2 separate regions of the Homo sapiens genome follow, and region 2 is linked to region 1. Evidence: chromatin loops called from intact Hi-C (ENCODE). Cell type or tissue: mammary epithelial cell. All regions are shown on one strand. Links, peaks and the distances in the headings refer to the core of each region. The heading gives the core; the rest is flanking DNA. Region 1 overlaps TPTEP2-CSNK1E (TPTEP2-CSNK1E readthrough). Region 2 overlaps TMEM184B (transmembrane protein 184B).

What was found. Peaks named below come from ENCODE experiments on the same cell type or tissue, not always from the same donor. Only the 100,000 strongest peaks of a DNase experiment are listed, where the experiment ranks them.
Region 2: a loop joins it to region 1, with 3 times the contacts of the local background. A loop is called at or near these places in 8 of 110 quality-filtered maps.

What each region holds. Positions count from the first base shown.
Region 1 is chr22:38,347,072-38,349,872 of GRCh38, reverse strand. The region is part of intron 4 of TPTEP2-CSNK1E (TPTEP2-CSNK1E readthrough); the gene reads left to right. It also overlaps the pseudogene TPTEP2. Among named protein-coding and RNA genes, the nearest start is that of CSNK1E, 31 kb to the right of the region's middle. RefSeq lists enhancers at 1,502-1,661, 1,876-2,773. In mammary epithelial cell, for the core only: no CTCF peak of the experiment used is centred there; a DNase peak (open chromatin) is centred at 1,522; H3K27ac peaks cover 1,316 bases.
Region 2 is chr22:38,238,432-38,241,232 of GRCh38, reverse strand. All of the region lies in intron 3 of TMEM184B (transmembrane protein 184B), which reads left to right. Among named protein-coding and RNA genes, the nearest start is that of TMEM184B-AS1, 8.5 kb to the right of the region's middle. In mammary epithelial cell, for the core only: a CTCF peak has its summit at 1,541 (motif pointing left); a DNase peak (open chromatin) is centred at 1,992; H3K27ac peaks cover 2,500 bases.

The DNA of each region.
Region 1 (2,801 bases), core at 100-2,599:
GATTGCACCACTGCACTCCAGCCTGGGCGACAGAGCAAAACATCGTCTCAAAAAAAAAAAAATTAGCCAGGTGTGGTAACGTGCGCCTGTAGTCCAGCTATACAGGAGGAGGTTGAGGCTGTAGTGAGCCATGATTGCACCACTGCACTCCGGTCTGGGGGACAGAACAAGACCCTGTCTCCAGAGTAAATAAATAATTTTTACTTAAAAAATTAAAGAGTCCAGGTGCAGTGGTTCATGCCTTTAATCCGAGCCCTTTGGGAGACTGAGGTGGGTAAATTGCTTGAGTCCAGGAGTGTGACACCAGCCTGGACAACAGAGTAAGACCCTGTCTCTACAAAAAATAAAAATATCAGCTGGGTGTGGTGGTGTGTGCCTGTGGTCCCAGCTACTTGGGAGCGTGAGGTGAGAGGCTTGCTTGAGCCTGGGAGGATGAGGCTGCAGTGAGCTGTGATCACACCACCGCACAGCCTGGGTGACAGAGCGAGACCCTGTCTTAAACACAACAACAACAAAAAAATGAGGTCTTACTGCCCAGGGGCCCATTACCCTGCTATCTCCCAGCCCTCCCCACACAGAGTCACGTGGACAAGATGCTACGCGCTCACAAGGCCTCTTGGTCACCGTAACTCAGGGAGCCTTAGAGTCTTACCATCCGCCCTGCACCTACCCCAGCTGTCACGCACATCCCTGCCATCTGGGAAGACCCTGAGCTCTGTCCTCTGCTAAAAACCTGCTAGGACCCCTGTGGTCTACAAGACACAGTCCAGAGGCTTTGGTCTGGCATTTAAGGCTCCTGGCACTTGACCCGCTGACCTCTCCCATCACTCCTTGTGCAGGCCCTGCCCTAGCCCTGTGGGCACCTGTACCCAGCTCAAGGAGCAGCTTCGGAGCAGCCTCCCAGCAGCCTCTACTTCCGTCTAGACCTCCATACCTTGCCCGTCCCTGCTACCCCTTGGCCTTCGCCTTCCCTTCCTCTAGGAATGCCCTTCCCCAGCCTGGCAGGCTGACCCTGCTCCCTCCTCTGCCTCCTGGATGGCTCACAGGGGCATCCTCTGATGGCCCTGTCTTGACAAATTCCAGGCCCTTCCTGGTGCCAACACAAAGTAGGGGCTCAGCTGGAATCAGCCTACGGATTGGTTCACTGCAGACTTCCTGTCCAACCTCTGAACTCCATGGAGGAGGTGGGACTGGTAGGGACAACCCAAGAGAGTCAGGACCCCTGGGTTCCTGTCCTGCTCGAGCTTTGTTGTGTGACCTCAGGGAGGTGTCTCCCCTTCTAGGAAATGTGGCCTCCTGGGCAGCCAATCCCACAGGATGTGCTCCGTCAGAGCAGCAAAAGCGGGGACAGAGGGAATTATCAAGGCCATGACCCGAGGGTGGGGCACGGTCAGGTGACAGAGTGACAGGTGCATCATCCCCATAGCAGAGTTAGCTGGGTGCTGACACTCACTCACCACCTCCCGCCTCTCAGAGCTATGCTCAGTGCTTAGCCAAGCCTGTCCTGGCCTGCCTGAATGTCAGGGAGTGACCAGAACTTAGTCACCAGAATTACCCTCTTCGTCACCGCCTTCATACTCATCCCCATTCTCCTCATCACCGCCGTCACCCCCGTGCCATCAGCATCTGGAGGTTCAAAGAATTTCCTTCTCTGGAGGATGCCTCTGGCCAGTGACAAGCCTGCTCTCTGTATACAAGGTGGCCTGGACTAACAGACCTTTCCAGACTCTGTCCCTGACCTCCCCAGGGGTGTGAGGGGGGACAGGAACCCACTTTCCTGAGTACCTGGTATACACCAGGCATTGGGTTTTGTCTTCATAAGCTTCAAGGCGGGAATCTTAGCCCCATCTTATAGACTGGAAGACTGAGGCTTGGAGAGGTGGAGTTGCACAGTCGGGAGCTCACATGGTGGGGACTCAACTGAGTCTGCTCACCTCCAGCTTGCTCTTCCCTCCGCTTTTAGGCAAAAAGCAAAAGTGAGCGAAAAGCCTGTCCTCCGAAAGCCACCCCTTCTCAGCCCCATGGGCTTGCTCTTGCTGTCCCCTGCCTGGGGGTCCTCTGTGCTCCGAGGCAGCTGGGGTCAAGAGCCAGGCCCTGTAGCCCCCTTGCCAGGGTTCAAGACTAGCCATGTGACCTTGAGCAAGTCACTGACCCCTGCCACCAGGGTTCTCCAGCCATTGTTAAGTGGGGATGCTAATAACACCAGCCTCCCAGGGGCAGAGTGTGAAAAGCATTTAGGACAGAGAGGGGCACGGGTTGGCCAGGAGAATGATCATTTCCCCACCAGGTCAACGCCACCGCCTCTGCACTGCCTTCCTGGCCATCATCCCAGGTAGAGCTGCCCTCTTCCTTCTCCGCAGCTTTTCTCATCCTGCAAAGCAAGGGTGAGTAGCCTCCCTGCCTCCTCCTCACCCCTGGCCCTGCATCTCTTGAGGGCAGCAGTCTGCGGGGGGGTCCGCCAGGCTCCTGCTCATGCCCCTGGCAGGCCCTCGGATCTGCTGACACTTGAGTGAGCAAGTCCTCTTCCGTTTCCCCCTCCCACTCCTGTGGCCACCTGTCACCTCCTGGGAGTGCCGGGCATCCTCTCTGACCTTCTACCGACCCCAGCTCAGCTGAACCTTGTGTTCCGTGAGCTGAAACCCTCCAGCCCTCATCCCTCCTTGCTTCTAGCACAGGATGAGGGCCCCCTATGATCTCTGCACACCTCCTGGGCTCAGCCTGGAGTCCTGATATTCCCTGCCCACTGGCCACGTGACCTTAGGCAAGGCCTAGCCCCTCTGGGAGCCCTGGGCCATTCAACT
Region 2 (2,801 bases), core at 180-2,679, 110 kb after region 1:
GGCCAATCCAGGAATCCCTGAGCTCTGCCATTTTCCCCGTGACGCTTCTCCTGGTGCCTTCTCCCTGTGCTGCAGTCAGGAATGCCTGCTTTCCAGGCTCCCGCTGCTCAGCTGTTGCCCTGGCTCTTTCATTCACCATAAGCCTGGAAACCGCTTCTCCTGTGCTGAGTCACCTGTTCCGTGGAGGCTGTTTCCTCCTTGTTCATGGTTTGCTCTCCCTGCCTGGTTGGAGCACGTCTTCCAGCAGCTTCCTGAGAAAGAGAGTGCATGGGAGGTCTATTTTGTGGAATCTGAAAATATCTTTAGTATATTGTTGTATTTGATTGGTATTCAAGGGAAATACAATCCTAAGTTGGAAATCCTTCTCCCTTTGAATTTTGAAGGCATGTCTTCACTGTCTTAGATTCTGATGTAATTTCTGGAAAGTCTGCTGTATTTGATCCCTAGTGCCTGTATGTGTGTGTGACCTGCTTGTGCTTTTTTTTTTTTTTTTTTTTTTTGCCTTTTTTTCCCCCCCTCTCCTCTTTGCATTTAGGATCTTGTCTTAATCCCCAGTGTCCTGAAATCTCACAGGAGGTGGGATAGTCATTGTGCTCGGCAACCTGGCGGGCCCTTCCAGTGTGGATGCTCCTGCCTTAAGGTTCTGGGAAGTCTTTCTGTATGTTTCTTTGATCATTTCTTCCCCTCCACTTTCTTCCAATCTCCCTTTCTGGAATTCCTGCTAGTAGGACCTCGCGCTTCTGGATTGAGCCTCAGATTTTCTTTATAATTTTCTGGCTCTTTTTTGGTACTGTTTTCCATGAACTTTGTTTTGTTTTGTTTTTTGTTTTTGATTGTTTGTTTTTTTAATCTTACCTTTGAGCTTTTCTGTTGAATGTTTTAGTTCCTTTATCATGTTTTAGAATGTCAGTAGCTCTCTCCATTCTTTTTCTTTATGATGCCTTGTTCTTGGTACGTGAGAGAGTATTGTTTTTTGGTCTCTGGGGATGGTCATTGCAGTTTTCTTCTGTTCCCTACATTGTCTCTATCTCTTGAATTCCTTTCTTCTGTTTGGTCGCTTTGGTCTTTGACCTTCTTGTTAGAAGCGCTCCTCAAATATCAGTATCCTTGGCTATTTTTTATATATAAGAAGGGCTTAAAATACCAGCAACTCAGGAGGCTGAGGCGGGAGGATGGCTTGAGCCCAGGAGTTTGAGGCTGCAGTGAGCTGTGATCGTGCCACTGCACTCCAGCCTGGGCAACTGAGCGAGACCTCGACCTCATCTCTACCCGCCCCAGAAAAAAAAAAAATTGCTGGACCTCCTGATTGGGTGATGGAACATGGGGTGTTTCCTTGGCTGTTTGTATGCAGCATGGGGGGCAGGTACCAAATGAAGCCTTTTTAAATTCTGGGACCTGTTTCTGTAGAGAATAATTTTTCATCTCCTGCCTCAAAACACTGCACAGGCTGAGTGACTGGTACAGCGTGGCAGAGATCTGAGAGGACCTCTCGCCCTTCGTATTCAGGCTTAGTCTTTGGATTTTCTCCAAGTTGTCCCATTACTGCCCTCAGCTGGACCGTGTTCTGAGGATAGAGCTGTCTCAGCCTCTGTTGAAACTTGTAATGCAGTGGCTCCACGTGGAGACTTTTAACCAGCTTCTGCGTCTGCACCCTCACCCACAGCCACCAGAGCTGCCTGGCATGTGCAGTGCTGATTTTTCCTAGGGCTCTGACTCCCACCCCCACCCCCAACCATCCGCCACTCGGTGACCATGGAGCGGTGGGCATGTGGCGTTCAGAGCTTTGTTGATGTCGCTTGGCTGTTGCCACTCCTCTTGTCCTTGAAGGTTTGCTCCCCACCCCACCCTCATTCCTTCTCATTTCAGTGGCGTTAGGAGGGCGAGGAGGGGGATAGTGGAGATAAGTGTGTGTTTAGCCTGTGAACCCTGTGACTAGTGCTTCCTGTTCTCAAAGAGAGGGCTGAGTCTTGGAAGAGGGCTTAGTGCCACGTACCATCTGCGAGGGCTGGAATTCATAGTGCTGGCATGTGTCACCAGAGGGTGTGGAGGGGCAGGCAGATGGGGGCAGGGTGGGAACCACCCCCCATATGCATTCAGTGTTTGATTGTGGGGTTGGGGGTGGGCCATAAAGACAACTCTGAGACAGTGCTGGGGAGTTCTGTGATCAGAGGCACAGGGCCTTGGGGTTCAGAGGCAGGAGGCGGTGTCCGTATGTCGCTTTATGCAGTTGCTGTTTGTTAGGAATGTTTGCGTGGCATTTCACAGTTTTCCCACGTGTTTTTCATCACTGTTAGCTCATTCTCACCTCCCAAGTACCTGGCAGAGTATATATATTATCCCCATTTACAAATGTGAAAAAAATTTGAATAGGCTCTGAAACTTGTCCAGAGTGACCCAGATCTTGTAATGGCCAAAGGCCAAACTTGCAGCTGGGTCTCTGAATCCTAGGGCTCTGTGCCAGCATGGTGAAAGAGAGGACAGGACAAGTTTCTCCCCTGGAAAAGTGTGAACTCCTGTTAGGGAAAGAGATTTGAATGCATGACAGCAACAGAGAATGATGCTTCATTCACTGTCCAACCGGGGTGAGCACAGCCGAGGGCCGCAGGTGCAGGGCCACACAAGAGCCAGAGGCCAGTTTGCTGCCAGAAGGACTCCCTGGCTGGCTGTGGCTCTTGCAGATAGAGCCAAGGATTATAAGACCTCGATAGTGGCCAGGCGCGGTGGCTCACGCCTATAATCCCACCACTTTGGGAGGCCAAGGTGGGCGGATTGTGAGGTCAAGAGATCGAGACCATCCTGGC